Regions from separate parts of the Homo sapiens genome. Here region 2 is linked to region 1. A link is a loop called in an ENCODE intact Hi-C map of the cell type or tissue named here. Cell type or tissue: A673. All regions are shown on one strand. Each heading gives the region's core, and the rest is flanking DNA. Links, peaks and the distances in the headings are about the cores only. Region 1 has its middle 50 kb from the start of LINC02477. Region 2 overlaps LOC107986324 (a long non-coding RNA gene).

Region 1 (16,562 bases), core at 3,684-11,683:
GTCAGGTATGCATCTTCCTCAACGCCTTTGCAAACCTTATTTTATTTTCTGGCTGAAATAATCTTCCTCTAGATGATCTTAGATATTCCTGCATATCTTTCTATGACCATCTTATTTAAACACAACTCCCTGGTACTTTATTAGGCCACCCCTGTATTCATTTTCTCTCTAGAGTTTACTATCATCTGGCATTCATGACATATCATGAATTTTATTTTTTATTGATAATGTTTCTCACCCTCTCCAATTAGAACCTAAGCTCCATGAAATCAGGGAATTTTGAGTATTTTTTTCATTGTTGTGTCTGGCACATGATAGACATTTCATAAATATTTGTGGTGTGAATAAATGAATATAGTGGCATTATAAGCAAAGAGTTCATAAGAGAAGCATACACAATCTTTTAAAAATACATTAAGGTTATGACTTGCTTTATTATTCTTTATTCTAAGGTCAGAAGCTCTGATAGACACTCTAAAATAAAGTGAGGCACGGACAGATTGATAGTGTTCTTCTAAGCTTATTATTTTTCACAGATGTTACTTGGGAGACTTAGTTTCCAAAAACAGAGAAAAAGAAAGAGACAGAGGTTGCATGTGAATGATAGTTTTACTGATACACACCAAATGCCCATTACCATGAGAATATATGTATTGCTTTATAGAAAATTTGTATTAGTGGTTCATTTTAATGAAGTACCTTTCATTTGGCATCTCATATTGTCCAGACATATAATCATAACAGCTAAATTTTCAAATAATATAATGCAGTCTCCCAAAGTGGCAGGCATTCTACTGTATGGTGCAGATTATAGTGGGAAGATGATCACATTTTCCTAAATATTCATTTATTTTTAAATGTTTCAGAAAAGAATTGACGTCCTAAACCAAATTCATTGAAGTAGCAAGTTTACATTATTGCCAAAGACTCCCTTAGACAAATCAAATATATCTTTGAGAAAGTTTTGATATTTTATTTCACAAGCTGAGTGTCTACTCTGTGCTGTATGCTATCTATGGCTGTCACTGGTGATAAAGTAAAACAAAATTCCATCCCTTGCCTTTAGCTTTTCTCAGGCCAGTTTGTCTTCCTCTCCTATTAAAACAATGCTCATTTAGTATTGTAATTTATCTAGAATCACCATTCTTTTTTTTCTCTGTAATCCCCCAAATCTCCACATTCCTTGCTGAGATGGTTAATTTTATGTGTCAACTTGGGTAGGCTATGGTGCCTGGTTGTTTGGTCAAACAGCAATCTATATGTTGCTGTGAGTGTTTGTTTTTGATTTTGCTTTAAAATGTGATTAACATTTAGATCAGTAGACAATATGGAGATTTCTCTAAGAAGAGAGCTCTTCAAGACCATGACATAGAAAGTCTGCTTGAGTTTCCAGCCTGCTACCCTGTAGAATTTAGACTTAAGACTGGAATATCAATTTCCTCCTAAATTTTCAGCCTGCCTGCTGGCCTGCCCTACAGATTTAAGACTTGCTAGCCTCACAATGGTATGAGACAGTTCTCTAAAATAAATCACTCTAGATATGAATATATAGATATAGATAGATATATCTTAGGAGATATATCTACATCTATATGTCCTATTTGTTCTTTTTCTTTTGATACTTCTGACTGTAACACTTGTATTCACAATATTTTGTAATTTTCCTGAGAACAGGAATTTCATCTGTTTATTCTGAGCTATGAAACCCTGTTCAATATATAGTGGCTTGACATTAATTTTTGTTGAATTAATAAATATAACTTCATCTTTTTTCCTGGATAAATTATATCATGCTTCTGTACTAAAATTCCTTTTACATTAAAACTGGAAGAACATTAAAATAAGGAGAATTCTTAGGAAAGGGAAGAATGTCTGATTTCCAAGTATATATTCTTAGAAAGAGCATGGCTAGTGCTTGGAAATCATTTGCAAATTAACATGAGCCATAATCATTTGATACGATAAGAATCAAAAATAAACATTACCCCTACATACATGTATTATGCAGACTGCTAAGAGACCATGATTATCTTTATCTGCTATAAGTAGTGAGAGTGCATGGAGATGTGAGAGCTTATGGTTCTCCAGGGAGCATCAGTAAACAAGGGTTCCAGCCCAAAGATGAAGAAGGAACTGAAGCAATAGCATGATGGGGTTAGTCTGTGTTGAAAACGTTGGCTTTCTTCCTTAAGTCAACTTGGAGTTGTGCACAATTCTTCAGAAGAGCTATGTAGTAATGTTATGTGTCCTTGGGGGTATTGAAACACTGCTGTAAGCTTATCCTCTCTGAAAAAACTTTGAAGTTAGCCTTTTCTTTAAGGAGCTTAGTGGTTGTTTCAAGAAAACAAACACAGGGACTTGGAAACCTCACAACATTATAAGATATTGCTAGTAGACCCTATATTTATTCATTTATTTACTTGTCTATATATCATACATAATATTAAATATACATAAATGTACCTTTTGGATTTTTAGTCTATCTCAGGAAAAATTGTGGTTCTATTAAAATATTTCCCCTTAATAATTATTAATAAAGACTCTTTGTTAAGGTCTTTTCTATTTGCATTAATATTAACATTAGTTTTCAATTCTATAGCATATCATGAAATTATCATTTTGATTCTTTGCACTATTTAAAATTCACAATATTTCTGGCCCACTTTCTTTATATCTTTTTTTCTATCACTATTTCAATGTATTAAAAACATATTTGGTCATTGTAATTGGCATTTGTGAGGAAGGGAATCAAATACCAGATATAAAAGTCCTACAGCAGTATACACTGTTTGGCTACTTCCTACATATGCAACTATATCTCAGGCTCAATATGCTCAAACTATGCTGCCCTTCTTTTAATTCCAAAAATATATTTTTTTATCATCTCAGAAATGTCATTGTTTAGTCTCTATTCTAAATTCTTCATCTTCTATTATTCTCTACACATGGAAAATGCATGTTAGAAAATTATATTATTCTAAGAAATAGAAGAAAGTTCTAAGTGAAAATTTATTTAAATAAAATAAGTTTTAAAGTATATGAAACAGTTGGATAAATATAGTACACTAAGAAGTACTAAGAAATAAAAGGATCATAGGATAACCAAAAAAAGAACGAAAATCTAAGGAAAGAAATAGCTGGAAATAAACAAAAATTATATTGCATAAAAAATAAGCAACAAGAAATAGAATGAAGTTGTATGAAACTGAACCAGGTGGGAACTGGAGAGCAAGGTCGCTGGAAATCGCTGGCCTCTTCAGTGCTGGCAGGGGCAAATTCCACTCACTGGGACCTGCTGTGCTCCACTCCTCACGGGATGGGGAGCACATAGGTGAGTGGGCGCAGGAGCCAGGGCGAGTGCTTTTGGGCACCAGCAGGAGTGAACTCCGTACTGGCCCTGAGGCAGCATCTAGGTGGGTTGTCCATGACCCCTGAGGCCCCAGAAGAAGTGTTACACTACTCTTTTCTGTTGTCTATGGATGGCTCAAGTGTTAACAGCTTAGTGGAGGGTCAATGTGACAGCCTTTTGCACCTCCACTCATGGCACCAAAGTTTTTGTTCGGAGTCCAGGAGAAATGAGGTCACACAAACGAATTGAAGATAGTAAATGTAGGGGATTTTATTGTCCATGAAAGTGGCTCTCAGTGGGAAGGGGAGCTAAAAAGGGGCATGGAGCAGGAAGGTAATCTTTCCCTGAAGTCTGGCCCTTTCTGGTTGGATTTCTTTCTCAAGCTATGCCATCAAGCTGTCCCTCTGAAGTCAAGCCACTCCTCTCCGACATTCAACTGTAGTCTCCATTGTCCAGCTGCTTCTCTTTTCTCCGCTGGCTGAACCTGGGGTTTTTATGAGCACAGGATGTTGGCTGGGGTTTGCCAGGGGTGGTTTTGGAAAAGGCACCATTTGAGTGGCAAAACAGGGATATAACTTCTCACTTTGGGCCATGGTATCAGGATTTTCAGCTTGAGGGTGGGGCCCTCACCTTTACCAAAGACCTACCCTCCCAGGATTTCTCCACTTCTTGTCTCTGTCAAAACCAGAGACACCAATATGGAGCACAGTCTGTGAAAATTCACACGCACATAAAGAAAATCAAAGGACTAAAGTGTGTGTTTAGGGATTTTACTTATGGAAGGCAGAAAAGGACACAGATTGTATACAAAATCGATGTCATTGATTTTTTAAAAAAAGGACAGTACAAAATAGTCAAATATGATATACAAAATAACTTTTGTTCACTTTGTATTTTTAATTAACACTACAAACCAGAAGACATTCAGCACTCACTCTTATTTGCTGAGATAAAAAGCTGATAATGTAGGTCCAGCTGGGATGTATTTATTTTGTAAGGGCCTAACAACCATCCTTTTTCAGACTTATGGAGATTGCATTCTGATTAAGCTTTGGAGGGGTCATTCTTCATCGTAAGCAATCTACTCATTCCTCCACTTAACACATGGCTTTGTATGTCACATTTGCCAGGCAGTGCTCTAGGTGCTGGGGAGCATTAAAAGCAAACAACAAACAAATTCCTGCCATCATGAGCTTATACAACTAATTTAAGTGAGTATGAAGGGATAACAGAGATAATGAACAACATACATATATACATTAATGGTACAGTTTAAATAAAAAGAGAAGGGTGATAAGATCATTAGGAATTGTGGGATGCATGCTGAAATTTTAAATAGGGTGATTAACATATACTGATTGAAAAGATGATATTTGAGCAAAGATATTGAGTAAAGATGGAGCAAGTGACCCATGAAAGCCTACATGATCAAGATGATCATGGCATTCAGGGGTGTAGTACAAGAGTAAGACGAGTAGTTCTCAAAGTTTGAATATTGGGAACTTGCCAGAAATGCACATTCTTTGGTCTTATCCCAGACAGCTAAGCCAAAACTATAGGTTGAGGTACAGCAACCTGTGTTTTATCAAGCACACTAAACTTTAATAATGACTAACCAAGTCTACACTCATAGGTAATGAGTACACCAATATTAGAGGATAAATACGTTACCCCAAAAATGTCAATCAGAGCCAAAGAAAAAAGTAATTTTAGAACTTCCTTTAGAACTACTGGTAAACAAAGTTTTACATTAGGCAGAATGAAATAGAAATATGAACTTCTCTATGTTAGTAGCACAGAAGTGAAGTCTCAAAAAATCGAATTTACACAAAAATTCAGTCCAGGAATAAACCTTGAGAATATCGCGTAAGCACTGAATAAAGCTGACCCTGAGGTACTCTTTTTATGTTGTTTTCAGGAGGTGATACATTTCATTTTCACTTCAGTCAATTGGATTTTATTGTCTTCACTAGAAACACTCCTAAATGAGAAGCAGAAGTATTTAGAATTCACATAACAAAAGCAACTAAATGACATATTGAAAAATATAGAGACTAATGCAGAGCAATTTCAGTTAATAAATATAGAGGAAACAATAAAATTTTTAAATCACCATCTTGCTGCATTTTATGTAATAATGAATGAAGGCAATTATCATCAATGATGATGAAATAATTAGGTAAAGATTAATGGGAGAATTATGATAAATAGATCAGGCTAAAAACTTGAGCAATCTTAACACTATTGAAACTAAGTCAATCAGATATTTTGTTTGATGTAACAATAGGAAGTACATTGAACCACATATTTTGACCCCCCCAAAATGAAGCTGAATCTAGTCAACCTTCTATATATATTCATCAGATTATTTGAAATATGGGGCAAACAAATACCACAATTTATATTCTACAGATAAAAGGCCAGGATTCTCTTAAATAATTAGAATACAAGAGTGTATTTTCCATTAATATAACTCTTATCTATTTATATTTTTTATCACAATTATGTATTACTTTTCTTGATCTATGTCAGATGATTTTACTAATCATATGCAAGTTAAAATTGTTACATCTTTCATGCAAACATAAATTTTTGTATATGGTGACTCTATATATTCTAAGTGATTTTGTCATTGCTAGAGGGGTTTTCCATTTGGTTCTTAATCAGTAAGGACTCATGTTACTACAGGTGCAATTTTTTTTATGAATATTGTCCTTCTGTCTTTCTTGTATATTTTTTTTTTTATAGAATCTTGCTCTGTTGCCCAGGCTGGAGTGCAGTGGCGTGATCTTGGCTCACTGCAACCTCCACCTCCCGGGTTAAAGCGATTCTCCGGTCTCAGCCTCCCGAGTAGCTGGGATTACAGGTGCATGCCACCATGCCTGGCTAATTTTTGTATTTTTAGTAGAGACGGGATTTCATCATGTTGGCCAGGATGGTCTTGATCTCCCAAACTCGTGATCTGCACACCTCGGCCTCCCAAAGTGCTGGGATTACAGGTGTGAGCCACCGTGCTCAGCCAAAGTCCACAGGATACTTCAGAAAGATCAGGTGTACTAGTGTTAAGTGAAGGACTTGAAGCCAACGAAATTCTGTGAAAAATTCTGTGTTACATATTCAAAAACCAAGATAAATGAATATTCTCCTCAGAAAGACTAAGGACTAAATAGAAAATCTAAGATATTTCTAGAACCATAAAATAAATTAATAATTTAAATTTTTTCTACAACAAAAGCACCTGCCTTAGATAATTGTACTAACTAGTCTTACCAACATTCAGAGAATAAAAAGTCTTAAACTCACTCACATTCTTCCAGAGAATAAATAAGAAAAATTATTCATCAATTTTTTAAATAAATGGCTAAATTATGAAACCAAAATTCTATGAAAATGTGAATACAACATAAAAAGTATAGGGCAATCTCAATTATGATATAGATGTAAAATTTGAAAACTCAAGTTAGATCTATAAATATAACCAAAAATCATTACCAAATGGGGTGTAATGTCAGAAATGCACATATATTTTAACATAAACTATATTAGGATGATTTATATCTTTCAGGATAAGTGCCATGAAAAGAATCTGATAAAATTTATTATGAATATGGAAAAATTTAACTTCTGCTTCACACTATAACTAAAGTTAATTACAGATGGATTAAAAATATACATGTGAAACCCTAAAATTTTAGAATTTGGAAGGGCATATAGGAAACTAGCCCTCAGATATCAGTTTATCCAGGTATTTCTTAAACAAGGCACAACATAATCAGAAAAAAATGCAAAATTTACAACACAGACTATGTTAAAAATTTATCAAAATATAAAATAAAAAGTAAAAACATGAAACCCCAGATTTAGAGAGATTTGCTGTATATGTGAAAAACAGAGTCGATATAAAGACTACATAAATATATTGTACAAATCAATAAGAAAAATAAATAACCAAAATTTTAAAAATAAGTAAGAAGTATGAAAAAGTAATTCACAGAAGAGGAAATACTTATGACCAATAAATAAATAAAAGGATGCTTACTAGTAATTCATGAAAATCACAGTATTAATTCAATGACCATTTCACAAGTTGCCCAGCATGTAACAGTCAAAAGTGCAAAATGTTTTCTAAGATGTGAAGAATGAGAACATTTATATACTGCTTCTGGATTTATAAATTGATATGAGTTTGGCAGTCTAGCAAAATTTATGAAATTGGAGTTATGTCCTATGACCTAATAGCTCCATTCCTATATGTATACAGGAAGAGGCATATACTAGAATGCTAATTGAGGCATTGTTTTTGTATAAAATACAACCTAAATATTTATCAATAAGGTAATAAAAAATAAGTAGTAGTATTTTTCTGCAATGGAAATATAGAGGCAGAAAATATGAAGCAATTAGTGCTCTATCTGTCCACGTGAATTGGTTTTACAAATATAATACTATTAGGTGCACAGGGGTAGGTTGACAGGATTCAATTGCTAAAGAAAACTTATGAGGTCCCAAATGACCATGCCTAGAAATCTATAGTCTACTACAGGAAAGGATACAATGTTCAAACAATAATTAAATTAAAGGTTTATATCACAGCACAAAGCTGTCTCACAGCAAGGGATCTGAAGATGCCAGGCTCCAGCTCATATCCTATTTTCTGCCCTCAATAAGGAGGATATATATATATATATATATATATATATATATAAAATCTTAGATTAGAAACCACTGAAGCGTGAACAAAATGTCAACAACATGGAGCCTCGGTCAGGGTTTGTTGCACCATACTGGGCACGCAGGCATACCTTTGATATAGACCAGCTTAATGGCAAAGTCTTCTGGATGGCATTATCAATCTTACTATTTCAGTCTGTTTTCACACTGCTGTAAAGAACTGCCAGAGACTGCGTAATTTATAAAGGAGAGGTTTAATTGACTCACAGTTCCACCTCGCTGAGGGAGGTCTCAGAAAACTTACAATTTAAGCAGAAGGCAAAGGGGAAGCAAGAATCTTCTCCACATGGTGACAGGAGAGAGAAGAGCAAGCAGGGGAAATGCCAGACGCTTATAAAACCATCAGATCTCATGAGAACTCACTCACTATCACGAGAACAGCATAGGAGAAACTGCCCTCATGATCCAATTACCTCCCTCTCTTAACGCGTGGAGATAACAATTTGAGATGAGATCTGAGTGGGGACACAGAGCCAAACCATATTACTTGCTGTTCAATCAATAATGCTGACAAGCTGAAATTCCTTGTATCCATGATTCCAAAGAAATACTATACATCAGTATGTTCCATGACTTTACCAGTGTTAGTGACATACAAGAACTTTGGCAATAAGTTCAGAGTAAGTCCGGGACTGCTGGAATTAACCTTCACAGCACACTGGGGTGTGTGAGTGCGTGTGTGTGTGTGTGTGTGTGTGTGTGTGTGTGTTAGGAGAGAGATAAGAAAAGAATGCAAAAAAATTTTAAATCACATAAAGTCTGAAATCATCCTAAACAATGGAGATAAATGATTGCATAGTGTATGTATACTGAACTTGTTTTAACATATGTTGTTTAACTATAATATGTACAAGTTAACATTTTCTTAACATATCAAAACATAAATATTATAATCATTAAGAGTATGATGGTGATAACCTTGCATAGAGGAAAGGGCATATGAGCAGGAGTTGTTTAAACTGTATTAATATTCTATTTTTATAATGTGTGAGAGTATATCTATTCACTATCTTGTCCTCTGTAACTGTTACCTCAAATATTTCATAATTAAAAGACAACTATGATATAGAAAAGATGATATAGAATGAAAGAACTAGGGGTAAAAACAGAATCAGTTTAAATATAGAATAAAGCATAAACAAGTGTGGGACTTAATATACCTAAAAAAAACCTTGTATATTTATGTGAGGGTATCATGATTGTCGTAAGTATGAATGACAGAAAGATGCATAAACAAAAGATACACAAGTAATCAATGTGAATTTAGGGTATAAGAAAATAAGTACATATATATGATTAGGCAAATTGGATTTACAGAACTACTGAACCAAGTTGATATATGGCTACCACGGCATCATCAGGTTTTTATTCAAATATGCACAAATGGTGATGATGCCACAGACTGGGATAAGAACTGAACACTTCTTGAAGTTGCCCCATAAACTGACTGTTGTCTGATACACTCTGCAGTTCAGACTGTTTTCTGCCCAGTTGGCTTGATGCAGTCCTCTGTAAACCAGACTGCATCTGTATCCCTGCGTAAGCATCTTACTCTGGATATTTACACATCAGTCCCTTTTATTAACCTGGTAGCTGTTATCAGTTATTTGCTGAGCTAACTGGTCTCACTTGAAATCCATGACACTACATAGAAAATGGACTCTAAAATCTGCCTGGCAATGATTCTACATTTCCCTAATCCCTTCACTTTCCTACTCTCCCCTACTCTCTTAGAATGTTCTGTATCTCCTTATCTTTCTTCAATCTCCCTGAATATTCTCCCTGTTCCTTGCTTTCAGTTCAGGAATTGGTGCCCCAATTTTTTTATGTTGTTTGATTTTTTTTTTTTTTTGAGACAGAGTCTGGCTCTGTCACTGGGGCTGGAGTGCAGTGGTGCAATCATGGCTCACTGCAATCTCTGCCTCCCAGGCTCGAGCGATCCTCCCACCTCAGCCTCCCCAGCAGCTAGGACTACAGGCATGTGCCCCTACACAGGTTAATTTTTGTATTGTTTGTAAGAGACAAGGTTTTGCCATGTTGCACAGGCCAGTCTTGAACTCCTGGGCTCAAGTGACCCATCCACCTCAGCCTCCCAAAATGCTGAGATGACAGATATGAGCCACCATGCCCAGCCATTGGTGCCCTATTTAACTAATATTGAAGAAATCACAAAATACATCTTACACACACTCAACCCTGTCTCCCTGATGCATGGATATACTCATCTTTCTTCTGATACTATGATTTTGTGCCTATACTCATTCTACCTGTGGTCTAATTTTCAAATTGTGTAATTGATCTTATCCTTTCTCATCTACCCAATGACAGAGCGGCATTAATTTTATTATCTTATGCATTATCAAGTTCTGCTTTGTCATTCTCATCAGAAAAAGAGAAATTCTATCATTTCTTCCATTTTCATAAACTCTGTTGACCCCACTTCTCCCACCAGGTAAGCCCCTGTCTGTGTTGCCCTTATGGTAAACATCTGGAAAGAATTGCTCATACTTGATACTCTCCGTGATCTCCTCTTATCTCATAAACGTGGCAGAATCAGTTCTTTTTTCTCCTACAGCTGCTTGGGACACTTTACTCTCTTGAATTCCAGATACCATACTATCCTAATTTTTCTCCTATTATTTCTCAGGTAACGTCGCGTTATCATTTGATTGCTAGTTCTTGCCCTTCTCCCTAAACACACTGGAGTAACTCAGGGCTCCATCTTTAAATGTGCATTTTAGATTACAGGCCCCTTGCACAAACATTCCTTATTTCAACTCCTTTATTTTTCTTTATAACATGTTTTGCTATCTGACAAAATGTATGTTACTTGCTTAAATTTTATTGCAAATTTTCCTCTACTGTATTATAAGCTTCATAAGAACAGTATGTTTTCTCTTTTCTTTGGTGCTCTATTTCTATTACCTGTAAACGTATCTGGAAGAGGGTAAGTGCTCAACAAAAAATATATTAATTTAGTGAGTGCTGAAGGTGCCTCTCCAACTAAGCATGCTGTTTCAAATTTTCTCAAGGCAGTGACCATTAAGTAGAGGTTAGGACAAGCACAGGAACCCACTGTTAAAACAAGAACTCTAAAGCTTAAAGGCCATGTATTAATAAAAATACTTGTCTACAGTTATGCTTACATAAAATGGCCTTACTCTCCACGTACCCACATACAAATAATTGAGGTGAAGTAGTGCCAAATGGTTAGTTTGGCACTCCTAAGGCCTGATGGTTAGTAAATTTTAGTTTTTATATCATGATCTTATTCCTTGGCCCTCAAACTCATACTAAAAAAGTGCATTGCAGCCAGGCATGGTGGCTCATGCCTGTAATCCCAGCAGTTTGGGAGTCCGAGGCAGGTAGATCACAAGGTCAGGAGCTCGAGACCAGCCTGGCAAATATGGTGAAACCCCGTCTCTACTAAAAATACAAAAATTAGTTGGGTGTAGTGGCGTGTGCCTGTAGTCCCAGCTGCTGGGAAGGCTGAGGCAGGAGAATTGCTTGAACCTGGGAGGCAGAGGTTGCAGTGAGCCGAGATCATGCCACTGCACTCCAGCCTGGGCCACAGAGTGGGACTTCATCTCAAAAAAAAAAAAAAAAGTGCATTGCAAAATGCTTTACATGTCTGAGACGGAGAATCCTCCTCAATGCCCAAGCAAGCTATGACACTAAAGAAAAATGAACAGAGCCTATACTCAAAAGGCAGAGCAAATAAAGGTAAAGGAACATCCTTTTAAATTTCACAATCAACAGCTTCTAGAAGGCTACACAATAGGCTTAGTCCACCAGTGTGACATCCTTGCCATTCCTGCGAAGGAGATATGATTTCAAATTTAAAATCTCTGTAATTATTTTTCTTTTCATTGCTGCCTAATAGATGAGTTGAGAACACAAAACTTTAATTTTAGTTATAAATCATCAGATTATATGGAATCACTAGATGAATAAGGTAGAAACCTGTCAAAATAGATGGTTAAATATACTATAATTAATTACATTGCAATTTAATTATAATTATATTACAAGTTAAATATATTGCCATTGTTAAATGTATTACAAAATAATTACAACAAATGTAGATGGATTAGAATTTCCCAATAAAGTCTTCATTATTTTTAAATAAAAACCAAATCTGTTGTTTGCCAATGACAGGACTACAATATAAAAAGCAACATATGAATTTAAGTAGAAATAAGAGGTCATAACAGAGAAATTCTAGGCAAAGTAAGACAGTTGTTTCAATAGTCACATGCAAGACTTTAAGAAAAAAATAAATTTTAAAGATAAAAAGTTAATACATGATTATTAAAAAATCATTTTATCTGGGATTGAATAGAAGTTCATGTTATCTCTACTTTCCCCCAAAAGCCTGATATTTTGGATATGGGATGTTAGACACAGAAAATAAATAATAGTATAATGTCAGATGATTTAATGAACTAGAATTACTTCAAATATGGTCAGGTGCAACTATGTCCTGGACCAGGAAAATACATTCAAGGAGTATAAAAATCATTTCAGAAATACTTTGCCAGTCATGGCCTAGTTCGTAAAACAGAAACCATTATACATATTTTCCCACAACAGCATTGAAAATGCTAGAGGAGTGGGGAAAAAAAAAAAAACAAAACAAAACACCTTGGCTTTCATATTAACTGCCACAGCTATGGGCTGGAGACTAGCCATGGTCAGTTTCCCAGGAAATTGCAGCTACCTCCACGTGCAGGCAAGAAGAAGATGGCTGGCAGGACAGACAGCTACAAAACACCTCCACATCTGTCAAAATCCACATCATGTATCACTGTCTTCTAATTCTTTTATATGTATATATCACTGATAAATTGTAAGCTACATCTAGAACATTAGATAGAAGAAAGTCAGAAGAGCATAATCCTAAGACTTCCGACCCCTACAATATAGGGAAGAAAATTAATGTAAAGAAAAAAAATTCAGAAAAATTAACAAAAATCTTCCAAGTGCATTGTTCCCATTGTTCACTGTGTGGCAACATTCACATTTTACACATTTACTTTTAAATTGTCCTTATCCTAATGTTACTTAAATTCTATCTACCTGTATCTAGGAAATTAAAAAAAAATAACATAAATAAAAATTGAATTTCTGAAATGTTCAATATGAAGTGTCTAAGGATGCTTTAAAAATAGCAATCAATTAATACCTACAAAATTCACACAAGGGATATTATAGGTGGCAAATTGATAGTTTAAGTACCTCACATAATGTTATCGTACACAGATGTGATAAATGCGAGATTTAGACCTCAATAACATAATACATTGCTTATGTTAAGCATTTGTTAAAACGCAAGGATTTTTCCTAATAAAATATGCTTTATATATAACAGAAGTAGCTAGTATGACTTTTATGAAATGTTTACCTAAATAAGAAAAATATTAAAAATTAATTAATGCATAAAACACTAATAAAGAATTTGGAAGTATTGCTATTGCACTTCTCTTACAACAACTAAAGTGATCTCATTTTTAATTGTGCATTTTTACAATTTCTTTTTGTTGACAATTATTTTATATTGTGAAACATTTAAATTAATATTACCAATATAGAGCCCTCTTTTTAAAATTTGTTTTGATATAAAGTAATTTGCATACATAGTAGAGTGTTCAAATAGAAATTTATAGAATTAAAATACCATCCATGTTTCTACTATCGAAATACTAACAATTTCCTTATATTTCCTTTCAGGAAAGGGCTATCAATTTTACATACACAAATGAGACCATATAATACCTATTCTTATACATTTTATTTTTTTGATAAAGTACAGTTTTTCTCTATCATCCCACATAGAACTGATTTCTATTTTGTTTTGATTCTCATGTTTGAATAAGTACATTATTGAAGTATGAAATCACACAAAAAAGAATATATGTTTAAGTTGCCATATATATTAACATTTTAAATCTTAACATTTTAAAACTTTTCATACAACTCAACCTTTTTTTTTCACTGTTCACATTAACACCAGCCATGTGTAAAAGTCAGTTATTTCACTTCCTCGCTAACTGGTATTCTCAAGGTTTTTCATTAAAGCAATTCTGATAATTCTCTAGAAGTGTATCATTTGTAATTTTTATTTGCATCTCCCTAGTGGCTAATGAGTTTGAATATACTTTCTTGGCTTTGGCCATATGAACAGTGCCTTGTAAAATTCTTGTGAAAGTATTTATTAAGTTAACTTTTTCATATTGTTCTGTAGATGGTATTACTATATAAAACCCTTTATTCCAATGTTTGCAATTGTGTTGTCATAGTCTGTGGTTTGCCAGTTCTTACCGTACGTGCATCTTCTGATAAACAGTCATCCTTAATATTAGCATTGTCTAACTTATTAATGTTTTCCTTTAAGGTAAGTACTTTCTGGACTTCAAGATCATGAAGATTAATTTGAGTAATCTTCTATAATTGTTATTATTTTACTTTTATATTTAAATCTACAATGTGAATTGTAATTGTTCATTACAATCTAAAATTGTGAAACATGTGAATTGGAAGTCAACTTCCTTTCTTTGCCTAAATATCTAATAAATTTAGCATCCATAAAACACCTTTATTTTTCCAAAAGTTATGATATTCCATCTTTGTCACTCCCTTGATAACTAATAATTGTAAATTGATTAAAAAATGGTTGCATCCTGGTTTTAAATTTTTTTCTCTGCAGGAGGAGTATCCAAACAGACCATCTTGTATGGTCTGTATGGGTGCATTATAACTTACTTTTTACTTCCTTATTGATGGATTATTATGTTGTTTTTTTACTATAATTAAAATGATTACTATTGTATATAAATGTATTTTAACAGTATATATATTTTGTATATTTTTGGTAGTTATGGTCATTTGAAGTGCTAGGTTCTACTCAGAAATTTTGCTGGACATATTGTGATGGCCAAATTTTATGTGTCAACTTGTCAATTGTGTCAATTTTAAGTGTCAATATAGTGCCCAGTTTTTATCAAACACTAGTCTAGTTATGGCTGTGATGGCATTTTGTACGTTTGATTAACATCTGAAACAAAAAGAAGAAATTCTACCTCAATGCCATAATTGAAATACTACCTGAATTTGTATCCAGCTTTCCCAACAAATTTTTCATCAAGTCTAGAATATCTCTTGCCTAAGTTTCCAGCTTACTAGCTTGCCCTGTGAATTTTGGACTTGGCAACACCCACAATCATCTGGTTCAACTTTCAGTTTCTTAAAATACATTTCTTTACACATACATACTATTGGTTCTGTTTATTTCTACAGAATCCTAATATCCATGTCTTCAATGAATTATATTAAATGACATTCATAATTCTGTGGAAGGCAGGCAAAGTCCTGGGTATGGACAGAATTAATGGGAGAAGATGTATAATATTATGGAAAGTAAAAACAAAAACAAAAACAAAGAGGTAGGGGGAGAGTAGAATTTTTAAGTTGATTTTATCTGAGAGCTATATGTCTTCTGTTATCCCTTAATGTATGCCAATAGATTCAACAGTATGCTTTGATGAGCAAGCTATTTAAATATCAGTAAGATTAGATCCTACAGGAGATTATCGTTAAAGCAACTAGGTGGGGCAGCAGAAAGCTCAGGAAAGAGAGAAAAGCCATTATGTAAATATATGGCCCTTTAAAGTAATTTAAAGTTACTTTTAGAAATCACTATCAGACACTGAGCAAAGAGAACCGCCAACTAGAATTTTTGTGTGTCTATGTTTTTAAATTTTGTTTTAATATTAGACTTTGGAAACGTAATTGCATATATTCTAATTATGTAACTTATCTCTTACACACATGAAATCAATTGGCATTCTAAACATATGTGATCTCTTTCTTATCCATCAATTTTATCTTTAAGGGACTACATAAGAAGCAAAATGCCATCAGCTTAAAAAGAAATGGGACATTAATGTATTTAAAAATAAGCAAATAATATGACATATATGATTTAGGCATTATGCCAAGGTACAAGGGATTAACATTAAAACATATGAAACCATCAGCAAATATTTCAGGATCTCCCTTTGAGAATGAGGATAATTCTTTTTCTTGTTTGTTTGTTTGCATTTTTCAATTGCAATTTCCATTGATTTTTTAAAATTTTATTTTATTATTATTATACTTTAAGTTTTAGGGTGCATGTGCACAATGTGCAGGTTAGTTACATATGTATACATGTGCCATGCTGGTGTGCTACACCCATTAACTCGTCATTTAGCATTAGGTATAACTCCTAATGCTATCCCTCCCCACTCCCCCCACCCCACAACAGTCCCCAGAGTGTGATGTTCCCCTTCCTGTGTCCATGTGTTCTCATTGTTCAATTCCCACCTATGAGTGAGAACATGCGGTGTTTGGTTTTTTGTCCTTGCGATAGTTTACTGAGAATGATGATTTCCAATTTCATCCATGTCCCTACAAAGGACATGAACTCATCATTTTTTATGGC
Region 2 (16,562 bases), core at 3,663-11,662, 520 kb before region 1:
GGGGGCTGACCCCCCCACCTCCCTCCCGGACGGGGCGGCTGGCCGGGCGGGGGGCTGACCCCCCCACCTCCCTCCCGGACGGGGCGGCTGGCCGGGCAGAGGGGCTCCTCACTTCCCAGTAGGGGCGGCCGGGCAGAGGCGCCCCTCACCTCCCAGACGGGGCGGCTGGCCGTGCCGGGGGCTGACCCCCCCACCTCCCTCCCGGACGGGGCGGCTGGCTGGGCGGGGGGCTGACCCCCCCCACCTCCCTCCCGGACGGGGTGGCTGCAGGGCGGAGAGGCTCCTCACTTCTCAAACGGGGCAGCTGCCGGGCGGAGGGGCTCCTCACTTCTCAGAGGGGGTGGTTGCCAGGCAGAGGGTCTCCTCACTTCTCAGACAGGGCGGCCGGGCAGAGAAGCTCCTCACCTCCCAGACGGGGTCGCAGCCGGGCAGAGGCGCTCCTCACATCCCAGATGGGGTGGCAGGGCAGAGGCGCTCCCCACATCTCAGATGATGGGTGGCAGGGCAGAGACGCTCCTCACTTCCTAGATGTGATGGCGGCTGGGAAGAGGCGCTCCTCACTTCCTAGATGGGATGGCGGCCGGGCGGAGATGCTCCTCACTTTCCAGACTGGGCAGCCAGGCAGAGGGGCTCCTCACATCCCAGACGATGGGCGGCCAGGCAGAGACACTCCTCACTTCCCAGATGGGGTGGCGGCCGGGCAGAGGCTGCAATCTCGGCACTTTGGGAGGCCAAGGCAGGCGGCTGGGAGGTGTAGGTTGTAGCGAGCCGAGATCACGCCACTGCACTCCAGCCTGGGCACCATTGAGCACTGAGTGAACGAGACTCCGTCTGCAATCCCGGCACCTCGGGAAGCCGAGGCTGGTGGATCACTCGCGGTTAGGGGCTGGAGACCGGCCCGGCCAACACAGTGAAACCCCGTCTCCACCAAAACCAGTCAGGCGTGGCGGCGCGTGCCTGCAATCGCAGGCACTCGGCAGGCTGAGGCAGGAGAATCAGGCAGGGAGGTTGCAGTGAGCCGAGATGGCAGCAGTACAGTCCAGCTTCGGTTCCGCATGAGAGGGAGACCATGGAAAGAGAGGGAGACCGTGGGGAGAGGGAGAGGGAGAGGGAGAGGGACTAAAGATTTTAAAAAATATACATATATAGGTTCTTTCTCTAAGTAAAGTAGATAACTATAATAATAGTAACAAAAATAATTCACTATTTCTGAGGACTATCGAGTTACTGGTCTATATGCTAAAAGTTTTAAAAGCATCATCTACGTAAATGAACATACAACTCTTAGTGGTGGATCAATACATAAATGAACAGAGCATCCTTTTTGGTATTATTTGTATTTCTCAAATGATGAGATTGAAGTTCAGAGGTTTAAGTACCATGTCCAAGAATACAAAGCTATAAAGTCAGTAAATGGTGGAATCAGGATTCAAAACTTCATTAGTCTCACTTTAAAAATCTATGTTCCCAAACAATAGCCTATAGTGACTCCTGTCTCAAAAAAGAATAATATGCCTCACTCCATTCATTGATTCCAATTTAACAGATAAATCTAAATGGAGAATGGTCACAGCAGCTGCTGCTCTTTGTACCAGACAAATATAATAATTCTCTTATGAAATAGGTACACTGAGAAATAGCCTCCCAGTAGTTGTGAAGTTTACGGCTTCTCGTATACTGTGTGTAAACAGAGTATCAAGCAAGCTCAGGGGTGATTGGTCTGATTTTCCAAATAAAGTGTCCTGGGAGAATAGGTTACTAGGAACTAGGTGACCCGCTCAAAAGAAAGTGGCATTGTTCTTGTCAAAGTGGTCATTGATTTTCTCTCAGGTTTCTGTAGGGAGTTGCAGGATAAATTTCTATTTGCTACAAAGTGGAAAAAAAATGTTCTCAGATGGACTTCTGTGTTTTAAAAATATAATCTTGGAAGGGACAAGAAGTCTAACAGAGAATAATCAGAGTTCTTAAAGAACTCTTTTTGAGATTTGTCGAGAAAAAAAAAGCTTAAAAAAAAGGAACTAACCACATCCAAATTTCTTTTCGAGGGTCTAAAAAAGATTGGTAAAAGAAACTAAATTAGAAGAAAGTCATCTTTTTAGTTATACAAATGACTCTATTACAATGTAATTTGTTATATACTTGCATTTATTAATATATTGATAGAACGCTTTTCACATTTGATGGGCCAAATGAATTGTTAGATTTTTGAAATCATAGGGGAATAACATTTGTTTTATGCAGTAAGAATGTGCTTTCCATAGCCAAAGGGGGCATGATATCATGATATGACACATAAGCACAAAAGTACTTAATGATTAATTTTTCTTTCCTTCTAATACTTTTTTCCCTTTCAGTGACCTAAAGCATCAGTTAAATAACAAGCATTTTCCTATATGGATTCAATGTTGATAGAGGTATTCTCATCAACGCTACATGCATTTTATCTCAAGTACTTTAGGGATATAATTCATGAAAATCTTAAGCAGTGTGTGGCCATGTGTGGAAGTCGCAGACCAGGATAATTTTTGGGGAAGCCACCCATTTCATTTCCCAACTGAGGAGGACTTATACTGTCTATTGTCACAACTGCTTGAGCACCCTTATCATCTTTAGGTCAAAGATGCATTTTTAAAAAGAGCCAAAAGGCTTATTTACAGGACATAATAGACAGTAACAGCTGGGAAGACATTGTGAATGTCTACTGGGTAATTAAAATGAGTTCTCAAGATAGATAAGCACACAAACTGAAATACATATTTATTTGAGAAGTCACACTGGCTCCCAAAGAGCTCTTAAGGGCTGTCAAGTAAATAGCAGCTAACATAGAAATGAGGATCTAGTCGAGTATGTGAAAAGTAATGGAAATGTTGGTTGCTTTTTCTATGTCTGATATGCTCTCTGGTGACCCTCATGGTGTTAGCTACGCTTTGCTTCCTCTGCCTGTGCATTAACAAGTTCTCCCATTTTTGTCAGAATATTGTAACCTAGAAGATTAGGTAGTTTGTGCATGTTAGATTTTAACCCATTAAGGACAAGGAAAGAAGAACAGAATCTGTTAGGTGGGCACAGAATGATTTAGAAAATAAGCAGAATGGAGCATCCAGAAGGCTATGAAAGGGCAAGGGCAGAAATATAAAATTTACCATAGCAAGGAAGAAAAACAACGACGATAAACTCTTGAATATTTCTATAAACACAAAAGACATTCACTGAACTCATCAGATCAAACAGGGTTCTTAAGGAATACTGATTTTATGATTCAGTAACTTTATTGAAGAATAGAGCCTCTTCTAAGTGTTTATACTGACTGCAAAGCTTCTTGCCCCATCTCACCCAGAAAGATATTGGCCTCAATAAGAACATGATGATATTTTTTTAATGAGGTATTCAAGTTTCCCTTCTCTCTATCCACTTTTTCTTTTTCATAGTTTAAACTTTTGCCTTTGTGATGATGATACTCATTTACAGTTTTGGCTTTCATTTGCCTGCCAACATATCTCTGGTTCCATTTCTCTATTTCCTCCAAGAAGATCTCCAGGTGATAGAACACAAGTGAAAAGGTAGATACTGGGAGGCAAGATGATGTTTTAGCATGTGCCACATTTGAGTAACTTACATATCTAAGTATAAAAGTCTAATGGGGAATTAGATATATGGGTTAGAACCAGATGAAAAATCTGAGCTGGAATATAAGTTTATGAGTCACCTGGATACAGGTACTAGTTCACCTTAGTGGATTTAATGATATAGCCTGTGAAGACTGAGTAGCATGAATAAAAAAGAAAGTAGGGAGATGGGGGGCTATGATTCGCATTGTGGGGATTCCAACTTTAATATTTAAGATTTGGACAGAGGAAGGAGAGTCCAAGAGGAAAAATGAGAAGCACAGACCATAACAACAACAACAATGAGGGTATGAACTGGAGATTGTCTTAGAAACAAAAGGAGGAGAGTTTTGAGAAGGGGGAACTCAGATAATAAAGGAAGTCATATGAGACAAAGATTGAATGAGGTATGGACAATTGTGGTGAATTCATCAATAAATACCAGTGGTAATGAGTTAATGGTAAGTATGGAAGTGGAGAGAATGAGACTCTGAAGTAGGGTTGAAAGAAAGGAAAGATATAAAGAAGTAAATTGAACAGCGGGTGGGATTAAGGACTTTCTTTAAAATGAGAAAAATCTGATCATGTTTCTTTGCCAAGAGGAAAAGATCAAAGCAGTCACATACACAGAAGAAAGAGGGGACCAAGGGTGGTGTTTCCATCCTCAAGAGGCAGATGCAGATTGAATTGAGAACTGGGGTGGAGATATGTTCCTGGTATCATATTGCAGCAATTGAAGGAATAGTTTCCAGAATTGTTACAATTTGTCTTTGATTTTTAGCTGTGCAACCTTAAGTAATTTGTTAAATGAATGACACCTCTCTCAAGTAAGTTATCATACTTAAATAAAGTATTCCTTGTAATGTTCTCTGATATAGAAATTAAGTAATACAGTTTTGGTATATTTATAATATTAAATAAAACAGGAGGTAAGCATATAAGGATATAAGCATATAAGGACGGGTATGGCTAAAACTAATTTTTTATGGATGGATATTACTAAGTTTTGCACAATTTCACCAGAATTTTTTAACCTCTCTGTGTCATGGTAGACGTGGTCATTGGTTGGGAGTGACTGAGTGAGTGGGCGATTGGGGTGCTTGAGGATAATAGCAGAGATTTGAGAGAGTTTTGTAGAAAATGGAAGAGGGAACACTAAGGAAGGATGATGAATGATGGAGAAAATGTATGTGTACGAATTTTGAATTTGAAAGATTTTTCTTTTCTTTTTCTTTCCTCTTCTCCTCATCTTTTTTCTTTCCCTTCCCCTCCCTTCTGCCTCCTCTCCCTTCTCTCTTCCATCTCCTCCTCCTCTTCCTCCTACTTCTCCTCACTTCCCTCTTCATCTCCTTCATCTCTTTCTCCTCATTCTTCTTCTCAGTTTCCTCCTGCTTCTTTGGCAATTTTAAACAGTTCCGTTACAGGAGCAGAAAAGGCAGATTTGTTCTGGGTGAGGGATTTACTTGTCGAGTGTGACATAAATGCAAGTGGATTAAGGGTGTTGGCAAAAGATTAGCCTAAGCGGAAAGAAAGTGAGGACAGCAGGAATTTGTAGGTAATGAGAAAAAAAAGGCAAGTTTAAGGGCCCTTGAATAGCAAGACATTGTAGGAGATGGAGACTAGAAGAACTGGGATAATAGGCATTGTAGTAAGAGAGAAAGATAATATAGGGTAAGATTTCAGAGGCGGAGTAATTCTAAATGATGACAAACTTGGCATGGCAACTATAGATGTACAGAGGAGAAATTAAGTGAATGCCAATTAGAAGGAAATCAAGAACTGTGGGAAACAGACATTATATATGTAATTTACATGGACATCTGAACCATGTGCCAACATTCTAATTAAATTTTGGAAGATAACCAATTTGAAAGCCACAATGAGTGGTAGAGAATTATGAAACAGTTTTAAATAAAAGGAGGAGGTAGCAGTGATCTGGAGGAAGCAGTTGAGAGTAGAATGTAGACAAGGGTATTAAAGGATGGCTTGTCACTGGAGAGGCCCAGGTTTCAGCTAATGGCAAGGAGGTTGAAGGATAATTCTGAAGATAAGGTAGAAGAAAGGTATTGTGAGATTACATCAGTGTCACTTGGGGCAGGGGAGAGGAGGGAGCACTTTTCCAAACTTTATTCCCCAGTGAGTTCCCACTTAAGCCTTGAGAGTCAAGCCAGCCATGTGCCTCTCTTAGTACAACTCTTCCCCTTCCCCTGTGATTCCCAGGTCTAAGCTAAAGAAAGAGGAAAGTTCTGTTATGATTATGATTGACAGATATGGATATTTTGATTAGAGCATTATGACCTTCTTGTGACTGAAAATGATCAAAGGAATTTTTACTGTGGAAGAGAGACTAGAAATCATGAGATGAGCCCTGGTTTCACCCAGGGATGGAACTACCCATAGCAACAGTGCAGTTGAAAGAATCCAGATGTTTTCTACTTTTGACCTTTGGAATTCCACTTCTTAGTATAATGGGTATAGTCTCTTTTGATAGTCATAAATTCACATTTGTTTCTTGCTAACAAGAGATTCAAAAGTCTCAAACCATAGTTGATTAAAACTCATGGGAATATTCTTGGAAGATGCATAGAATCAAAATTAATAACGATTACCACTAGTGAATGTTAGGGGTTACTTTCTTTCCTTGAATTCTAAATAGACTAACCCATGAATATTTTAGCTGTCATTTTTTTGTTGTATTCTTAGATTTGGCAAATGATTATGATTTGAAGTGTGCATCATAAGACTCTTTTGCGTATTGAAATGTATATCTGCTTTGCATGGGCTAGAAACAATTATTGATTGAATTTTTGCATACCTACAATCTGGCTGGGTGCTTCAGCCTTGTTTAAGGGGTTCAATTAAGCATTAGGGCACATTTACTTCCTTTCCTGTTGGTCTTTACTTCTGTCTGCCTGACAGTTGCTCTTTGTACTTCTCATTGTCATCCATTTTCTAAACATGTCCAGCTCAGGAGGACTAAATCGCAGTGAACTCCTGTCAGTGCTGATGGACTGGCTGGCTTCCAGGTCCTTCTTGTTGGTGATCTTGTCAAACCATTACATGCTGATTATGGTTTATTGATGATGCCTGTGAAACTGCTTAAGAGGCCAGATGTAGCATCTCTGAGCAGTTGAAGCCTCGCAGCTGGTTAGTATGTTGCACACTACTTCTGCTTTCTACACTGCATGATACTGTATCAGTGACACCATACCTGATAACCCCTTGAAGGACATGCAGTGCTTCTTGGCTGATTACTTTCTGGTCTCTAGATGCTTTAGCTCACATTACTGCCTAAATAAAAACTTACGGTAACTTTCTGTACTCACTCATATTTTTTCTTTTAGTAAAACAATAGCATGTCTTAAAAATATTTTCTGACTATTAACAAGTTTTCAAAGAATATCTTCATTATAGAATATTGATACATGAGTAACTTAAAAATTGGAATCCTTGAATTTTTGAATATGTGATGAGGATGGGGATGAGTGGATCATGCTTGCCAATATGTTCGGTCTATTTTATTTTGGTCCCAAAATTCTTATTTTTAGGAAAAAAATTGACAGAAGGATTATAATCATGAATATTCCAATTTGATCAAGACCCAGAATTTGTTATAAGCATCCTTTGAAATTTTATTCCACTTTTAAGACTGAGGTAATACTAATATCTGAAATATCAAGAAGAACTGTGTATGTGATTCTGTTATCAAAATTTTTACCAAATGCCATTTGAATTTATGGTATTAATAGAAATAATTATGCAACAAAAAGTCAGGTCTAAAATAAAGTCAACAAAATAACTCCTAAATGAATTTAGTTCTGGAAATGAATGTTTCTATTATTTTAATATTTACCAAATGGACACATACTTGCCTAATATTTAACCGTTACTTAACATGACAAGTTTATCTTGTATTGTACTAGCTAGGAACACGATGATAACTATGATTGCTGAAATCCTGTGTGTCTTAAAAACAGAGGTGCTTAACTAGGTGATTCATGCAGTAAATTAGTTCCTGACCACTAGATGGAGCTATGCAACCTCTTGCATTATTAACAGATTTCTTACAAACTACTTGCTTTCCTTGATGGGAAAAAATTATCCTTGAAAATTTCTGAGGAGAATCTTTTCCCTCCCATTTTAACCCCATCTTCTATTGATGACTGAAAAATGCCCCATAGTCTCTGTATAATGACAAAGCAGCATTACGGTAATGACATGGTAATCATTATATTATGTTCTAGGAAGGAAGTAGATACATCGCCAAGGTCACCCTAGAGTTAATTCAGCCTCTCCACTAATAGTAACAGGTCAATCATGGTGACATGCTAATAATTCTTTCTTTTTCTATTCATTGGTTCAAGACACAACTCATTAACTTCATCTATTTGAATTGTAGACCACAGCTTGCTTCTAGGATTTAGGAGGCTATGGAACTGTGATTACATTTGGAGCGAGTGCATAAACCACTAACAATGTAACAAGTACAAATAATAGTTTTTCTTCTCATTTTATCAGTTACCATCGTGATTAACTTAGTAAATAATCTACAGGTCTTTTTGGCTCTGGAGGAATGAGGCTTACCCCTAAACAATGATTAGCATTGCGTATGCTAAATTAAATATAATCTTGTGCTACTTAATGTTTATCTTTCCTTGTAAAGAAAGACTTATTTTGTTTTGATTTATAAGCAATTATTTCACTATTTTGGCTTTCACCCTAAATTTAACCAGCAAAAATAAAAAAAATCGTTCTCCTCAAATATTTCATTGTTCTCCCTTGTGGAGAACTATAATACTATGCACAAAATAGCTATTTAATAAGTTCTTGTTAGATAAATGAAAGGTTCATGACACCATGATTATAATTTATATAATGGGGTCAGTGCAATTTCATTTTCTTCTCTTATTCTTGTCCAAATTTCAATTTATTTAATTATCATAAAACTTCAAGTAACAAATATGTTTTAAATATTTAGATGTGTTGTTCCATATATAAGACAGATTTTTGGATGGTGAAATAATAATCTGAAATCCTACACACCACTGTGTTCCCCATTGATTCAGGTATTTAAATAAGAGATTTCTGGACTGGAGTCATTTTAATCAAAGATATTTATTTTGAATCTAAGGTCATACAGAAATTGGTAAATGATCAGAAGCAGTTAATTGTCAGTCAAATGTTTTTGATAGAGAATATTTGTGAAGAAAGGCATAATCAGAACATTTTTAAGAAAGCCACCTGTTTTTGATGGAGCAGGGGCAGAAAATGGAAGGATGCTTCACACTGCTCTTTGCTTCTAAAATGAGGCAGTTCTGGAAAACCATAGATAAAGAACCATCCATTAATCTCTTTTGGCATTCAAGTCAACCTGATACAAATATAGAAACTAAAATGAGTTGATTTTACCTCTGGGAGTAAATACAACCTCAATTTCCCTTCAGCCTGTAAAAAGCTTCTAAGAAATATAATGATACCTGGGTTAACAGAAAGGAAACACATTCAAATTTATATGTTTCATTTGCAAAATGATATTCCTTTGATTTTAACAGCAAGACAAATTCACAACAGAAAATTCAGAAAATGCAAAAATTATAAATGAGAAAATAGGAGTGACCCATAATTCCATCACTCAAAGAAAACAACTTGCAGGGTTGTATATGTGAGTTCATATATGTATGGGCCTGTACTGACCATGTTTACCTAATTTGCTTTTGGTTTTCTTTCCTGTAATATACAGAAAATCTTTTTAAATATCTCTGATTTATCTTCTAAAACATGATTTTAGTAACTACCTATTATTCTAATATATAGATGTACAATAATAATTTTACCAGGAATGTATTTTGGACCTTTAGAGGATGTCTTAATCTTGATTATTGTAATCAATGTTGTAGTAATTTTTAATATGAGTTGATGTATGGTGAAAGTCTGTCTCAGAATAATTTTCTATATATTTGTTATCATATAATGCTTACATGGTAAATATTTATACATATTATAAACCCATTCATATATTTTTATTACTGATTTTTAGCATGTAGAAAGGGAAGGCTTGTACAGCAACTCAGCCTTTCTATTGACAAAGCATGAGGGAAATGATAGGGTGGGTGAAGAGTTTGTTTAGTTGTATTTTTGAAATAGTGGCAGGAATATATAAAGATTATATCTATCTATACTTTCCCAGGTACTTGAACTCCTGATTTCTGAGGAGAACCTAAATGCAAAATAATGTTCTCCAAAGCAATCACATTTGTAATCAACATCAAGGCAGGGTATATTACAGCAGTGAGTAAAAGAATTAATGTACAGGCACAGATGCCACTCCCAGCAGGCCTGCTGACAGTAAGCATTTTACTAATTTTCTCTATTTGGCCATAATTTCACTCAAGGTCCCATTTGTAGTAAAGCTCAAGTAAACTTAACAACTTACTCTAGAAATGCATGAAAATGATGACCAAGGTGCTATTGTGCTCACCAACATGGTGCTACCAAGCAGCTGTCACTCGCTGGTTTTCCATCACATAGAAACAATTTTGTCACTTTCTAAAGGAGAATTTTCATCTATACATTTTCATTTTCACTTTTTATTTTGAAACAATTTTAAACTTACAGAAAACTTGCAAGGATAGTATGAAGGATGAATACCTATAACCCAGATTCCACGACTGATGACATTTAACCATACATGTTTTATTGTATTTTCTCCTTCCCTCCCTCCCTTCCTTCCTACTTACCTATCTCTATGCATCTGGCAGGAATATAACTAAGAGATGCTACGTTCTTATTATACTTTATCCTATATTATCTTATAGGTTGTTATAATATCAATATTCTCATTTTATTACTGGTGATTTTTAACTCTGATTTCTTGATTAAAGTGATACCTCAAGGTAAAGTTACTATTTTTCTTTTGTAATGAATCATTACTTTGATAAAATGAATCATTTTATCAGAAGACACTTTGAAAGTATGTAAGTTTCACTTTCCTAATCAAACTTTTACCCACTAGTTGTGGCATCCACTGAGGATCCTTGACTGAAATTGCTGTTACTATGATTTTTGCCAAGTGGTGGTTTTTGAACTCCATTACTCTATACTTACATAAAACACTGACAATATCATTTTTTATTTTGCTGCTAAAATTGCTGCAAATCTGGCTAGTAAAGCCACTTCAGACTGGTTTCTGTGTCATTTTTTGACATTTCCCTTCATTCTGTGAGGATAAAATATCATTTTCCAGCCCATCAATATGTTCTATGTTTATTTGTATTTTTCTTGCACCAGTCTCTGCGTCAGCCATTTCTTTAAGGAGTCCTGGTTCTTGTTAGTGGAGAGTGGTCTTAGAAACCAAAATATTATAAGCTAGATGTGCTTATTGTCACTTGAGTTTACTGCTTCTAGTCCCACTGGTTGGGTTAATTGAAAAAAATAATATATATGTGGTGTGTGTCTGTGAACATATATGTACATACACATATATATACACACATTTACATCTATGCTTCTCTTTCACTCACACCTTAAATTCATACCAATGCCACAAGTTTACTTCAATACCTCCAGTTCTAATCCAAATTCGTAAAATTCACTCTGGCATCTTTTCCATACTTGTAGTTCCCTTTTCTGACAATGAGGAACTTGGCTTCCATTTGCTTATTTTCTCAACACCCACATTGTTAATCAATCTCAATGATCACCCAGAGCTGCTGCCAAAAACCCAGCATGGCTGTTGTTTTGCAAAGGTCCTCAATTTGCTCTCAGCTGCCTCCAACAATAGTACTGGGGGAGGCACAGGACAAAGAGATGAAGAATAGAAGTGAAAGATCCCTGATGGCTTTTTGACTATATTATTCAAAGAAGGAAGGAAGGAAGAAAGGAAAAGAGTCTAAATATTTTAATGTATAAATAATTTGATCAGAAAAAAGTCCTTTACTCTTAGCTTTCTTTGAGTAGTTTTAATTCAATCAAACAAGAAATATATATAACATTTGAAAAAAGTCATCTCAAAGAGCATGATTCAGGTCTTTGATAAATAATGAAGGCCAATGTCATGTGAAATGATCTGAGAATTCATGCAGTTTATCTCCAAATCATGATTTTTCCCTTTATGATTTGATCATGGCTGCATAAAACTCTAGGGGTAGATGGCTGGCATACATAGGTTTATTCTTAATTCATTTTGATGTGGTCAATTTTGTTTAAATGGTATTCAAGTATTAATGTTAAATATCCAGGATACAGACTTTTGATTTTTTGAGTTGTATTCACTCAGGAATATGAGGTTCTTTCATAGAACATCAAAGATAACCACAGCATTTTCATTTGATTCCCAGCTGAAAGAATATAATGAAATTAAAGTCATCTTCCCTATTCCTTAATAAATGCTATGAATTGAAATTGAGCGCTAATAACTGAAGTGCCTAACTTCTGAGCATTTAGCAGAGTTGCTCACAGAATTCTTCAGCGGCACAGAGGAACTGAATGCAAAGGAAGAGAAACTTAAACACAAAAACCATAGTGAAAATTGAATTTTCTTTTGTAAGAATATTGTACACAGGACTGAGTTATGTCAAGAAAAAATGTTTTGCAATCAAGTTATTGACATTATGTTAGAAGGCTACAATGAATGGGATGTAGACCTGCATACATTACATTTTCCAGTCTGATTACTTACAAAGTTTCAGTCACAAACAATCTGTCTTCTTGTATTATCAATGTTTCAAGCAAAGAAGATTAGATGTTATGCAGTGGCATTGTCATACAGTTGTGAAATGGAAGATTTGTGTATTTATTCAACAAATATTTATTGAATGCCTAGTATGTTTTAGGCATTATTCTACTTCCTTACAGTACAGTGATAAATAAGATACCAGTGACAAATAAGGTAAATGAGATGAGTGATATTTAATCCTTGCCCTCATAGCTCTTACATAAGGGGGGAAGCAGGCAATGAACATATTAAGTATAAATATACACACATAAAATATTTCAGATAATGTTAAGTTTCACTATGGAAAATAAAAGAGAGTAATGGGACAGAATCAAGGTAGGTGCTAGTCTATTTAGAAACACTAACCACGGCAGAGTAATTACAAAACTTTACTTGTTAGAACGGAAAAAACTTGAGACATTGTTTAGTCCCACTCCATCTTTTTGCAAATATTAAACCTGAATTCCACAGAACTGGCCACTTGCCGAAGGTCCCATGGCTTCTGATGTTCTTGCTGGGATTTGAGTTCTAGTGTCTAGTAGACCATTAGTCACAGTCACTATGCGATATCCTGGAAATTTACTAGAAATGTAGATGGAGCCACTCAGTTTCATGTAGCTCCTTGTGATCCAGACACAGTCCATATTTTTAAATTTAGCTCTCAATTTTTTTATCTTTATTAAATTACTACTTATAAATAGTGGTAAATGACAAATTCTTTATCATTATATAGTATTATATATTCTAATAATATTTTCAACTGAATAAAATAACAAAAATAGTAGTCTCTGTCCCCATCTCTTCCAATGCCTGATTCCTATTTCTAGAGGCAATCATTTTTTTTTTTTTCCCTAGGGTTTCTTCTAGAATGTACCTCCATATAGCTAAATAATATGCTCATATTTCTATTTCTTGGTTTTCCAGTTTTTGTACCTAATAGTTTCCTTCAACAGGCCCAATTCCTGTCATATGATGACAGCAAGAATGAAAACATCTCCTATAGTTTTCTTAAATTTACTTGGTGGAGCTAGTGTTTTCCTTGATCTTAGATAAAGTTTAGGATAATCGTTTGGTCAATTTTAGTTAAAAAAATAAACCGTACATTCAATAATTAATATGCCTATTCTAAACAGTGGTAAAATATTTAATGTCGAGGCATGCATGCTTTTCTCCTCCTGCCTACATTTGTGGTAGGCTGTCAGCTTGCACAGTTTTGCACAAAGGAGGAGAATTGGATTCTTGGATCTCCACTTCTACTTCTATGGGATTCTATCCTGCTTCTCCTTCATTTGCTAACCCTTGAAAGTCAAATCTTGGGGTGGAAATGAGAGGAGAGAGGAGTTTTCTAGGCTATTAATAATATGAGATGGCATACTTCCACTCTGGGAAAGGCATAAATTGACCTGTTCTCTTGTAAGATCATTTTGTGGATGCTTTTGACATCTGTCCTGATCGAAATTCCCTCACCACCGGTTCCTGGAAATTCAGAGTTACCTTTCTATTGGGGACTATTGTTTTTCAACTGATGCAACTGACTGGATCTAACATATCTACCCCTAATTATGGGCCACATCTGTCCTGCAGTAACCAGCCACGCATCGTGTATCCTGACAAACGCTGAGAGCGTAGGCAGTCTTCTGACTGAACGACTTGTCTTGCACAAAGGTTGGCTTTTTCTCCTCTATGCTAGTGGAAAGGGGCAACACTACTTCTCCCCTCACATAGGGAAGGTCATGGGACTCACAGTTATCATTAAACCTCTCCCCAAATCCTTGCCTCTCTTTTTCCCCCAACTCATTTCCTTGACTCTCCAACTGTATTTATGGACTGCAGTTAGATATTCAACTAAGTGTTGGCAACCTATTTTCAACCACATTTTGGAGTATTGGGCATATTATTTGGGGACCTCAGCCCAAATGAAGATTAAAAGTTTCATTTGTAACATTTGATTCCAATATTTCTACTGATTTCCTTCTATGAAAGATGAAAATATAGCTCCCGTCTTTGATCTGTTTTTTGTTACATTTTTCCCTTGCTTCCATCTTCCTAAAAGAATTTTATCATGTTTTGGGTTGAATCAATATTTGGTGTGCACATTATAGTGATTATAAATATTTACAGCTGAGTCACAACTTTTACAGCTTTTTTATCCCATGCAATTTTTCTTTGATTGGCTTTTTTTTCTTTTTAAAATTGTTTATGTACCTATCACTAATTAATTCTAAACCATTTCATCTAAGGTACAAATATTGCTTTAATATGTTAAAAATCAGGAAAGGATAATAATTTTAGTTGCAGAGAAAACCTTGATACTTTTAAAGCAATCTAAATATGACCTGAGAAAGACTCTGAACTTCTATATTTGAGTCCTTTTGTCTCTTATCTACCTATGACCTGGAACACGGTCCTCGCCCCCAACCCCACTTTGAGTTCACTCCCAGCTCCACTTTGAGTTGCCCCACCTTACAGGACTGAACTGAACTGATGTATATCTTATACATATTGATTGATGTCTAATGTCTCCCTAATATGTATGAAAGCAAGCTGTACCCTGACCACCTTGGGCTCATGTTGTCAGAACCTCCTGAGGTTGTATCATGGGTGCATCCTTAACCTTACAAAATAATCTTTCCAAATTGGTTGACACCTATCGCAGATATTTTGGGTTCACAGTCTTTATTCGATCTTCACATTTGATTGCTAGCATAATTGAAAGACTTTGCTCACTGCCTTCTGGTTGCAGTATACTATGAAGTAGTTTGATAACATCCTAATTCTTGATTTTTTTGTTCTTCCCTCTTCTCGCATTGATTGTGTTGGTCATTTTAATCTGGCAGTTCATATCTTCAGTTCTAGGAAATAACCTTAGAATTACTTGGATAATTCCCCATTCCCGCAATTCCTCTTCTCCTTTACTGTAACATCTAACTTCTTATTGAAACCTCCTTGACAGGTCTTCTAATTAAAAAAAAAAAAAATGTTCTCTCCAATTCCTTCCCCACATCTTTGTCTTGTTTCGATATCTGAGAAATTTCCTCAAATTTTAAGTGTTGTAACTTTTATTGAGTTTTTATTAATGCTATGAGACAAATGTTTTCTAAGAATTTTGGGGGGAAATATTCTCATTTAAAACAAAAACATAGCAATCGATGCTATCATATAAATATATATATATTACATATAAATATATATAACATCTGAAGATCTTACTTTTCTATCATTCCCTGAATAGTTTCTGTTTACTCTGGATTTTAAATTTTTTATATTATTTTGGTCTCTTTTTTTTTTACAATGGCAAAGGCTCTTTTCAAATCTGTGTCAATCCTTTTTTCTGTTTTTACTTAAGCCCAAGGCACTAAAATGCTGTTTGAAAATTCTGTTTATGCAGGTGATTGGTGGTCTCAGGCACTTTATAGTAGGGAACCTGCCAGTTTGATGGGGGGGATTTCTAAATGTGGTATCCATTGATCTTTTGTTTGAGGCTAGTCCATTTCCCTAGAAAGGATTCTTTAGATTTTCTGCCAGCGATGTTGTCAATGTGGCTCCCACCATTCTCGGAGTCAGTTTGTTAAGACAGGCTATTGTTTCACTGTGTAGTAGGTCAATTTCCACTTGATCCCACTTTTTTAAAGCACAGCATTCCACCTAACCCCAGCCCCTTCAGCTGTGCTTTTTGTCTCAAGAGTCAAGTCCGTCTACTTCAAGCTCTCTTGAGAGTAAACCTCTAGTCTTCTGTTGTGACGCACAGGGAGAACTGCCTGGCTGCATTGAACAGATGAGGGTTTCTTGGACATCTAACCACTACCTATAAAAACTTTCAAACCATTTTCTAGGATTTAGTAGCACTTAAAAGACTGCCTTCAGAGGTGATTAGGGCCTTCATCACTTCTGTATCCACATTTTAACTTTCAGTTTCTTGATATCACTTTTGTTTTTCTTTTATTTTTTTTGAGACGGAGTCTAGTGGCGGGATCTCGGCTCACTGCAACATCCACCTCTCGGGTTCAAGCGATTCTCCTCCCCCTACCCGGCTGCAGCTGGGCTACAGCGCCACCACCACGGCCAGCTAATTTTTGTATTTTTAGTAGAGATGGGGTTTCACCATACTGGCCAGGCTAGTCTCAAACTCCTGACCTCGTGATCCACCCGCCTTGGCCTCCCAAAGTGCTGAGATTACAGGCGTGAGCCACCGTGCCCAGCCGATATCACTTTTCTAGTGTCTTATCTTGCACTCTCTTCTTTGT

What was found. Peaks named below come from ENCODE experiments on the same cell type or tissue, not always from the same donor. Only the 100,000 strongest peaks of a DNase experiment are listed, where the experiment ranks them.
Region 2: a loop joins it to region 1, with 4 times the contacts of the local background. A loop is called at or near these places in 2 of 110 quality-filtered maps.

The regions. Positions count from the first base shown.
Region 1 is chr4:160,460,150-160,476,711 of GRCh38, forward strand. No RefSeq gene overlaps it. Among named protein-coding and RNA genes, the nearest start is that of LINC02477, 50 kb to the right of the region's middle. RefSeq lists an enhancer at 3,990-4,159. In A673, for the core only: no CTCF peak of the experiment used is centred there; DNase peaks (open chromatin) are centred at 7,932 and 8,322; H3K4me3 peaks cover 228 bases.
Region 2 is chr4:159,939,562-159,956,123 of GRCh38, forward strand. All of the region lies in intron 2 of LOC107986324 (a long non-coding RNA gene), which reads left to right. Among named protein-coding and RNA genes, the nearest start is that of LINC02233, 170 kb to the left of the region's middle. RefSeq lists an enhancer at 11,065-11,731. In A673, for the core only: a CTCF peak has its summit at 7,624 (motif pointing right); DNase peaks (open chromatin) are centred at 5,250 and 7,640.